Regions from separate parts of the Homo sapiens genome. Here all the other regions are linked to region 4. The links are chromatin loops, found by intact Hi-C in ENCODE. Cell type or tissue: HCT116. All regions are shown on one strand. Region 1 overlaps SLC26A8 (solute carrier family 26 member 8). Region 2 has its middle 19 kb from the start of CLPSL2. Region 3 overlaps FKBP5 (FKBP prolyl isomerase 5). Region 4 overlaps FKBP5 (FKBP prolyl isomerase 5).

Evidence for each region. Peaks named below come from ENCODE experiments on the same cell type or tissue, not always from the same donor. Only the 100,000 strongest peaks of a DNase experiment are listed, where the experiment ranks them.
Region 1: it touches region 4 in a loop (6-fold over the local background); 4 of 110 quality-filtered maps call a loop at or near these places.
Region 2: it touches region 4 in a loop (4-fold over the local background); 3 of 110 quality-filtered maps call a loop at or near these places.
Region 3: it touches region 4 in a loop (11-fold over the local background); 59 of 110 quality-filtered maps call a loop at or near these places.

The regions. Positions count from the first base shown.
Region 1 is chr6:35,954,640-35,957,139 of GRCh38, forward strand. SLC26A8 (solute carrier family 26 member 8) reads right to left here. Exons shown (of 20, transcript NM_052961.4): 17 at 513-881. Among named protein-coding and RNA genes, the nearest start is that of SRPK1, 35 kb to the left of the region's middle. In HCT116, a CTCF peak has its summit at 1,541 (motif pointing left); no DNase peak of the experiment used is centred here.
Region 2 is chr6:35,756,276-35,758,775 of GRCh38, forward strand. No RefSeq gene overlaps it. Among named protein-coding and RNA genes, the nearest start is that of CLPSL2, 19 kb to the right of the region's middle. In HCT116, a CTCF peak has its summit at 1,384; a DNase peak (open chromatin) is centred at 1,376.
Region 3 is chr6:35,683,680-35,686,179 of GRCh38, forward strand. All of the region lies in intron 1 of FKBP5 (FKBP prolyl isomerase 5), which reads right to left. Among named protein-coding and RNA genes, the nearest start is that of FKBP5, 4.0 kb to the right of the region's middle. In HCT116, a CTCF peak has its summit at 960; no DNase peak of the experiment used is centred here.
Region 4 is chr6:35,582,649-35,585,148 of GRCh38, forward strand. The region is part of intron 8 of FKBP5 (FKBP prolyl isomerase 5); the gene reads right to left. Among named protein-coding and RNA genes, the nearest start is that of LINC03135, 40 kb to the left of the region's middle. In HCT116, a CTCF peak has its summit at 1,349 (motif pointing right); a DNase peak (open chromatin) is centred at 1,383; H3K27ac peaks cover 664 bases.

The sequences.
Region 1 (2,500 bases), 370 kb after region 4:
TACATCAGAATTGGTTCATTTTAGGCTGGGCATGGTGGCTCACGCCTGTAATCCCAGAGCTTTGGTAGGCCGAGGTGCGCGGATCACTTGAGGTTAGCAGTTTGAGACCAACCTGGCCAACATGGTGAAACCCCGTCTCTACCAAAAATACAAAAATTAGCAGGGCGTAGTGACACATGCCTGTAGTTCCAGCTATTCAGGAGGCTGAGGCAGGAGAATCTCTTGAACCTGGGAGGTGGAGGTTGCAGTGAGCCAAGATTGTGCCACTGCACTCCAGCCTGGGCAACAGAGTGAGGCTCCATCTCAAAAAAGAAAAAAGAAAAAAGAATTGGTTCATTCTCTTTTTATTTTGATTGACCTTATATTGTACTGCCTTTGGTGTCCAAGGCTCTGGTGGCCTAGCAGTCTCATAGCAGCTGATCAGTGACTAACAGAATTCAATCAGGATCAGGGTGGGGTTGGGATGGTAGGAGGGGGATCAGAGCTCCTGCCAAGGCCTCCTCAGTACTTACCTGTCTTAATACGACTAACCCCCGTGAATCCACGTAGTGTACCATGGAGAAATCCAGGATGATGGTGTGGACACTGGGCAGTAGAGACGCATCTGAGTAAGGGATGAGTGATCTCCTCCCCTGGCTTTCCGCCACATCAGGCAGTCCTGGTGAGCTGTTTCTTGATGAGTTATTAGGAAGCCAAACTTCCTCCACCTCCTCATACTGTTGCCCTTGATTTTTCTGAGACACGGACGATACTGTGTATGGCACTTGGTCTTCGGATGCAGTTTGGCTTGTGTTCATGCTCTCAAAATGTGAGCAGTGAATCAGGTTAATGGAGGATGCTTCGGGATCCAGTTTATTTTCAAATCGCTCTGTGTAAAGAATCTGGGACGACAGAGTTAAGGGAGGGCTGTGGTAAGACACCAACAAGGGCCGGAAGGACTTGCAACGATGCTATTTCTTGTCTCTGCCAGCTCATGTCCCTCTCTCATGAAACTTCTCCCGAGAGTAGGTACTGTGCATTTTTTACTTGGATATCTGTCACTTCAAGCTCACAACTGAAGCCCCCACAGTCATCTTTCCTCATCTTCACCACCCACGACACCCCCCTCCCAACTTCTGATGTTCATCACTGTCCCAGTGAGCCAGACTTAAAACATCTTTTACTCCTTTTCCTCATGCTTGGGTCCTAGTTAGTCTCCAGTGCCTACTAATACTTTGTGTGAAGTATTTTTTTCCCATCAGTCCCTTGTCTCAGCACCCTCTTCCTTCATCAGTGCAACAGTCTCCTTTCAGACTTCCTTAAGACAAAAAGCACTTGAAGGCTGGGTGCAGTGGCTCATGCCTATAATTCTAGCACTTTGGAAGGTCAAAGCAGGTGGATCCCTTGAGCTCAGCAGTTTGAAACCAGCCTGGGCAACATGGCAAAAATCTGTCTCTACAAAAAATACAAAACAATAAAAAATAAATAAGAATAAAAATAGCTGGGCGTGTCAGTGAGCCTGTAGCCCCACCTACTGGGGAGGCTGAGGTGGGAGGATTGCTTGAGCCTGGGAGATGAAGGTTGCAGTGAGCCAAGATTGCACCAGTGCACACTCCAGCCTGGGTGACACAGTGAGACCCTGTCGTGCCCCCCTGCCCCCTCCCCAAAAAAAGCTGGCACACGCCTATTGTCCCAGGTACTCAGGAGGCTGAGGTGAGAGGATCGCTTGAAGCTGGGAGGTTGAGGCTGCAGTGAGCTGTGACCACACCACCACACTCCAGATTGAGCAACAGAGCAAGACCTTATGTCCAAAAAAAAAAAAAAAAAAAAAATTACATGAGCAAGGCTGTCTTTACCACTGCTGTCAACCTCCTAAAGGCCCAGACTGCCTGCTATAGCTTAAGGACAGTAACAAGGACCAGGAACACAATGATGTGCAGGATGCAAATGTGGACTCTGCATTTACAGGAACCAGACTCTACCTGGCAGTGTGCACACGTTCATTGAAGGGATAAGTAAGGCCAGGCATGGTGGCTCACACCTGTAATCCCAGAACTTTGGGAGGCTGAGGTGGGTGGATCATCTGAGGTCAGGAGTTCGAGACCAGCCTGACCAACATGGCGAAATTCCATCTCTACTAAAAATACAAAGTTAGCCAGGTGTGGTGGTGCATGCCTGTAATCCCAGCTACTTAGGAGGCTGAGGCAGGAGAATCGCTTGAACCCAGAAGGCAGAAGTTGCAGGGAGTTGAAATTGTGCCATTGCACTCCAGCCTGGGCAATAAGAGCAAAACTCCATCTCAAAAGAAAAAAAAAAAAACAAAAGCTGGGGGTGTGCCTCACGCCTGTAATCCTAGCACTGTGGGAGGCCGAGACAGGCAGATCACCTGAGGTTGGGAGTTCAAGACCAGCCTGACCAACATGGAGAAACCACGTCTCTACTAAAAATACAAAATTAGCCAGACAGGGTGGTAAATGCCTGTAATCTCAGCTACTCGGGAGGCTGAGGCAGGAAAATTGCT
Region 2 (2,500 bases), 170 kb after region 4:
CACTCTTGTTGCCCAGCCTGGAGTGCAACAGCGCGATCTGGGCTCACCGCAACCTCCGCCTCTCGTGTTCAAGCAATTCTCTTGTGTCTCAGCCTCCTGAGTAGCTGGGATTACAAGCGCCCACCACTACGCCTGGCTAATTTTTGGTATTTTTAGTAGAGACGGGGGTTTCACCATGTTGGCCAGGCTGGTCTCGAACCCCTGACCTGACCTCAGGTGATCCACCTGCCTTGGCCTCCCAAAGTGTTGGGATTACAGGCGTGAGCCACCATGCAAGACCCCCATTTCTTTTTTTGTTTTTTGTTTTTTGTTTTGAGACGGAGTCTCACTCTGTCACCCAGGCTGGAGTGGCACGATCTCGGCTCACTGCAAGCTCTGCCTCCCTGATTTCACGCCATTCTCCTGCCTCAGCCTCCGAGTAGCTGGCACTACAGGCGCCCGCCACAATGCCCAGCTAATTTTTTGTATTTTTAGTAGAGACGGGGTTTCACTGTATTAGCCAGGATGGTCTCGATCTCCTGACCTTGTGATCCGCCCACCTTGGGCTCCCAAAGTGCTGGGATTACAGGCATGAGCCACCACGCCCGGCCGAGATTGGTTTCATTTTTATGAAACAGGAATTTTTTTTATCATCATCAAATACAACCTTTATACATCTCTGATAATAATAAATGGCAAATGTGGTAGGCAGCCTTCTAAAACTATCCCAGTGACCCCCACTTCTTAAATATGTCCTGTTTAATTTGCTGCCCTTGAATCTGAGCTGGACCTAGTAATTTGCTTCTAATCTAGAATATGGCAAAGTGAGAGCATGTTCCTTTTTTCTTTTTTTTTTGAGATGGAGTCTCGCTCTGTCGACCAGGCTGAAGTGCAGTGGCACAATCTCAGCTCACTGCAACCTCCGCCTCCGAGGTTCAAGCAATTCTCCTGCCTCAGCCTCCCAAGTAGCTGGGATTACAGGTGCCTGCCACCATGCCCAGCTAATTTTTTTAAATTTTTAATAGAGACGAGGTTTTGCTATGTTGGCCAGGCTGGTCTCGAACTTCTGATCTCTGGTGATCCGCCTGCATCGGCCTCCCAAAGTGTTGGGATTACAGGCGTGAGCCACTGCGCCCGGGCCGCATGTTACTTTTGAAATTAAATTACAAAAGACTGTGATTCCTCTTGTTCCCATTCTCTCTTGCCCTTTCACATGCTCATGCTGATAAAGGCAGCTGCCAAGTTGTGAGCTTCCTTGTAGACAGGCCTACATGGTAAGGAACCCGGGAAGGACCCAGGCCAACAGACTCTGCAGAGCCAAAGTTGTCAATCCAACAGCTTGTAAGGACCCAAAACCTGCCAACAACCTCTCGAATAAGCCTGGAAGCAAATGCACCCCCCAGTGGAAACTGAAGATGACTGCAACCGCAGCCAGTGTGAGAAACTCAGAGCCAGACTACATGGCTAAGCTGTGATAGATTCCTGACACACAGAAACCATGAGATAAAAAATAATGAGTTAAGCCACTGATATGGTTTGGCTGTGTGTCCCCACCCAAACCTCCTGTCGAACTGTAATTCCCAATGTTGGGGGAGGGACCTGGTGGGAGGTGATTGGATCATGGGGGCAGATCCCCGCTTGCTGTTCTCATGAAAGTGACTGAGTTCTCAATGAGATCCGATGGTTTAAAAGTGTGCGACACTTCCCCCTCTGCTCTCTCTGCCATGGTAAGATGCGCCTGCTTCCCCTTTGCCTTCCGCCATGATTGTAAGTTTCCTGATGCCTCAGCCATGCTTCCTGTACAGGCTGTGGAAGTGTGAATCGACAAACCTCTTTTCTTCATAAATTACCATCTCAGGTAGTTCTTTATAGCAGTGTGAGAACAGACTAATACAGCCACTAAACTTTGGGGGAATTCGTTTATGCAAGAAGGTAATCAATACAACAGGTGATTGTTCCAAGGGTCCAGGCACTGGGTCAGTTCTCTTCTTCCACTCAAGGATGGGAAGAAGAATACTCAATGCTACATTCCAGTGTGAGCCTTTAATGACTGTGACTCCTCCCCACAAGTAACTATGGCCATCTGTGTGTCCTGGAACATGACATGGATTCCTTTGAGAGAAGCAGGAAGGGCATGGAGGGAGCTTCCCCCTCTACAACACCTGCTCCCCCTGAGCCCAAGAATAAACCAAAACCCCAGCCTGGGAGGCCCCCTTTCCTCTCCAATGTCTTCCTTTCCTCAAAATCCCCTTATTGCCCCCGAGTTGCTCAGTCATTGCCACCTTAGAATGTTCTTTCCCATGAGCTGGGCCAAGGAGTCCTACAGTCAAAACTAAGTGATGGCCAGGGACAGTGGCTCATGCCTGTAATCCCAGCACTTTGGGAGGCTGAGGTGGGCAGATTGCTTGAGCTCAGGAGTTTGAGAATAGCCTGGAAACATGGCAAAACCCCACCTCTACCAAAAAAAAAAAAAAAAGAAAAAAGAGAGAAAAATTAGCCAGGCATGATGGCACACGCCTGT
Region 3 (2,500 bases), 100 kb after region 4:
TGTTGGCCAGGCTGGTCTCCAACGCCTGACCTCCTGGCCTGGCCTATATTTTTAATCTTATAAAACATTATCAGAATTTGGACATTCCTAGGCTGGGCATGGTGGCTCACACCTGTAATCCCAGCACTTTGGGAGGTCGAGGCAGGCGGATCACCTAAGATCAGGAGTTTAAGACCAGCCTGGCCCTGGCCAACATGGCAAAACCTCGTCTCTACCAAAAATACAAAAATTAGCTGGGCGTGGTGGTGTGTACCTGTAATCCCAGCTACTCAGGAGGCTGAGGCAGGAAGAATCGCTTGAACCAATGGAGGTTGCAGTGAGCGGAGACTGTACCGCTGCACTCCAGCCTGAGCAACAGAGCAAGACCCTGTCTCAAAAAATAATAATAATAAAATAAAGAATTTGGACATTCCTTAGCTTTCACAGATGTGTGACTGTTTACTTAAAAACCCATTATTTCACTTTGAAAATACATCATTTTCATTTTTCCAGTAATTGTATCTTTTTTTTTTTTTTTAAGGCAGGGTCTCGCTCTGTTGTCCAGGCTGGAGTACAATGGCTTAATCACCGCTCACTGCAGCCTCAACCTCCCAGGCTCAAGTGATCCTCCCACCTCAGCCTCCCAAGTAGCTGGGACTACAGGTGTACTCCACCACACCTGGCTAACTTTTGTACTTTTGTAGAGAGGAGGTTTCACCATGTTTCCCAGGCTGGTCTCAAATTCCTGGGCTCAAGCAATCCACGTGCCTTGGCCTCCCAAAGTGCTGGCATTACAGGCGTGAGTCACTGCACCTCGCCACCTTTTTCTAAGAAGAAAAACAGCCTTGATTAAGCCTTGATTTTGATAACAAAAATGACAGCAACTCCAAACAACTACAATCACAATTTTCAATATCTTTTGACTGATTGTTTTAGAGAACTAAAATAAAATCTTATTCTTATTTTTTAAATGTTTTGATTCCAGACCAAGGGTAAAAAACAAATACAACAAATATATAGACCCCACACTCCCTCTGGTGGACCTTCACTTTCATTAACCAAATGTTTTCCAAGAGGCTATAAGTCGGCCTGGCACTGTGGCTCGCACTTATAATCCCAGCACTTTGGGAGGCCAAAGCAGGAGGATCACTTGAGCTCAGGAGTTGGACACCAGCCTGGGCAACATAGTGAGACCTTATCTCTACTAAAAATTAAAAGTTTTAAAAATTAGCCAGGTGTGGTGGTGTGTGCCTGTAACCCCAGCTACTTGGGAGGCTGAGGTGGGAGGATCACTTGAGACCAGGTGGTTGGGCAGGAGGATCTCTTGAGCCTGGGAAGTCTGCAGTGAGCCATGATGACACCACAGCACTCCAGCCTGGGCAATAAAGCAAGACCCCGACTCAAAAAAAAAAAGACTAGAAGTAAATACTAAATTAAGCATAAAATGTAGGTTCTCAAACTACTATAAGAAGTACAAATTATTTTGAGTAGTGGAATTTTAGTGTTCTAAATATTGTTAAAATATCCTTATTAATCTGTTAGTAACCTGCTAGTACATATGGCCCCACTGTAAATTATTTTAGCCAGTCTCATTTGGCAGTACTGTCTTTTACATAGTAAATAAACATCTCATTTGCAAATTAAATTACACTTAAGTGGTTATTGTTTTAAATCAATAGTTATGTGACATACATACCACCACCACCCAGTCGCTACTGAATGTAGATTTAATTTTCTTTATACTTTTGGGGATATGATGTCAGAATTTTAAAATGCACTAAAATGTACTGCAGAAAAATTTAGAAATATAAAATACTTAAAAAACAAAATCTACTAATCAGCTAAGTTGTAAAGTTCAAATAGTTTCAGAATTATAAAATGCAGATATTTGTTAAACATGAATTACAAAATTTAGTGTGCCAATATGTATAATATAGATTATTCTTTAGGAATTATGAAAACTTATTTTAATTAATGGTCTTTAGAGGAATTCTTCATGCCGGGTACAGCAAGCATATTACTGTTAAATAAAGCAATACTAGGCTAGGCGCGATGGCTCACGCCTGTAATACCAGCACTTTGGGAGGCTGAGGCGGGTGGATCACCTGAGGTCAGGAGTTCGAGACCAGCCTGGCCAACATGGCAAAACCCCGTCTCTACTAAAAATACAAAAATTAGCCGGACATGGTGGCGCAGGCCTGTAGTGTCAGCTACTCAGGAGGCTGAGGCAGGAGAATCGCTTGAACCCGGGAGGCAGAGGTTGCAATGAGCCGAGACTGCGCCCTTGCACTCCAGCCTGGGCAACAAGAGCAAAACGCCATCTCAAAAAAAAAAAAAAAAAAAAAAGCAAAACTAATGTCTATAATAGTGGCATTTGATCTAGCCTCAAAATTAGTTGTTTTAATGTAAGCCCTTGTTTTCTGTAGCTTCATTTATTTAAAAATACTTACTATCACCTCCAAACTCAAAAGGAGTTATACCTGAGGGTAAATGGCTTTAAAAACACTCCCAATGTTTATTG
Region 4 (2,500 bases):
GTATTTTACTGTGGCAGCCCAAGCTAAGACAATACTTAAATTTTGTCATAGTCTTAGGCCTACCACTCCTTTTTTGGATGCTACAAAAAAAAAAGAATAAAGTCCTCACCAGTTTCAGGTCGGCATTTTCTTTCTGTCACTGCCTTTTCTCTTGCTGGTCTTTGAGGACAGGCAGCATTGTCCTCTCCCTTTTGGAATATTCAGGGTTTAGCACCAAGAGGTCTTTAATAAAGGTTTGTTGAGTAAATATTGAAATCAAAGGAATGTAAATATGGAATCAAGACTTTTTCTAAAGTGGTGTGGTGGCTCACGCCTATAGTCCCAGCACTTTGGGAAGCTGAGGCAGGAGGATCTCTTAAGTCCAGGAGTTCGAAGCTGCAGTTAGCTATGCTTGTGCCACTGCACTCCAGCCTGGGTGACAGAGTAAGACCCTCTCTCTCTAAAAACAATACCAACAACAAAACCTTTTGCTATCATTGGGAGCAAAAAATGTGTGGGTGGAAATGAAAAGTGTTGTTTCACTGAGATGAGATAGGAAGGACAGGCATTTCCCCTGTCATGCCTCATTTCTTCATCCTCTCTCCTCCTCCCTCTCTAATGCATTGATTAACTTAACTTTTCTGATTATCTCCTAATATATTGTATAGGGAAAGAAAAGAAGAGCCAGGGAGGACAAAAACCTAGATCTTAACATTTCAATAAGTTCTGAATAATCAGAATGGTAGAAGGCCATGGTAAAACAAAACAAAACACAAAAAACAGGTATTAGACTTCTTAATAGTTCCTTCACATAGGGCATTTTAATTTTTTGAAAGCTCTTGCATATATATCATGTAACTTTATTTAGACTTCAACTTCCAATTAGCGAAAAGTCTGTCTTGTACTCCCTGCTTCTGAGGTACTAAAGCAGTTCTCAACTGGGGGGTGATTTTGCCCCCCAGGGAACACCTGGCAGGTCTGGAGGCATTTTTAGTTGTCATAACTGGGTAGGATGCTACTGGCATCTAATGGGCAGAGGCCAGGAATGCTGCTAAATATTCTACAATGCACAAGACAGCCCCACACAATCAAGAATTATCCCACTCCAAATGTTGATAGTACTGAGGTTGAAAAATTCTGCACTAAAGGAAAGAGATGAAAGACAGGGTGGACTCTTCTTAGGAATTTTTTTTAAAACATCAAATCCTAGAGTCATAAACGGCTTGTTTCTAAATCACATTACTGGTATCTTGGAACAGCAAGGGTGGTGAAAATATAGCAAAGCCCGATTTATCTGAAGAGTTTAGAGGTTGAACAATTCTCCTCAACTAGTTTGTTTTAGAAATGCTTTCTTCCCAGGAGAAGCACAAGGGGGCGCAAGAATCCCACATCACTTCAGTGTTCTTAGCCTTCTTGCCACTCTGCTGCCAAGTCAGAAAAAAGAAAAACACTGACCAGGTGTGAGTTAATGCTCCTGTCCTGCAGAACACTGTCAGCTATGAGGGCAAAAATCGTGTCTGTTTAACTCGCTTGCACAATGCCTGGCTTAATATTATGCTGTTACCTGTACTTAATAATTATTTTCAGAGCCAAATAGAGTTCTCTATTTTTCTTCTCTTTAGTATTCAGAGGTTGAAATGAGGACTTTACATCTTCAATGGCAAAATCATTCCCACTTAAAAGCTGAGTACAATTCAATCCTACTCAGGAGAGAGGCTTTACCCATTTAGGTATAAACCAAACCAACAGATCAATGGAAACAGAATTCCAATATGCAGATGGCATGAAATACAGATCTTTAGTTCAGCCCATCTCTGCTCTCACCTACACATCTGGACTCTGTGCAAATGCATAACATGCCAAGTCAGACACCCTGGAAAGACAAGGCCCGGGAGGGCAGTATGGCAGATTGAAACCTGCCCTGAGTTGGGAAGGGAATATGTACAGGAAACTATCTACTAACCATTTTGAAGTTTTACAGCTAACGCTAGGACTACTGCTGGGATCTTTTACCTATAATTATAAAGGTGCCTCCAGGGAAGTTTTTAGTGGTACAAAATGTTCAGAGACATTCTGGGAGAAAAGTCTCAGGTCAGTGGTTTTGAACCTTTCATTAATTTTTCCCCAATGGACTAATGTTTTGAAAAATTTTGCCTATCAAATTCCATGTTAAAAATAATTTTTTCCATGTGTGTGACTGCTGATCCAGATTTTATCCAAAGATTGGTAATTTTAAGTAGGTTCATAATAGTATCACTCTTGCAGTTGTGATGCTGATAAGCAACAAAGTTAAGTAACTGTACAGACACTCATTGCTTTCTGCTACTGATCACTAATTCTGGCCATCTCTCTGTATATATTCAGAACACAGCTATATGACAGATGGCTTCATAACATTATTTCATTACCAATAATGTTCTCCAAAATTCTGTATCATAGCACCGATTAGAGCCTCTGAATAGCTGAGCTGTTTTACTACACTGAATCGATATAATTCTAGTCAAAGGCCAAAAGCCTCAAA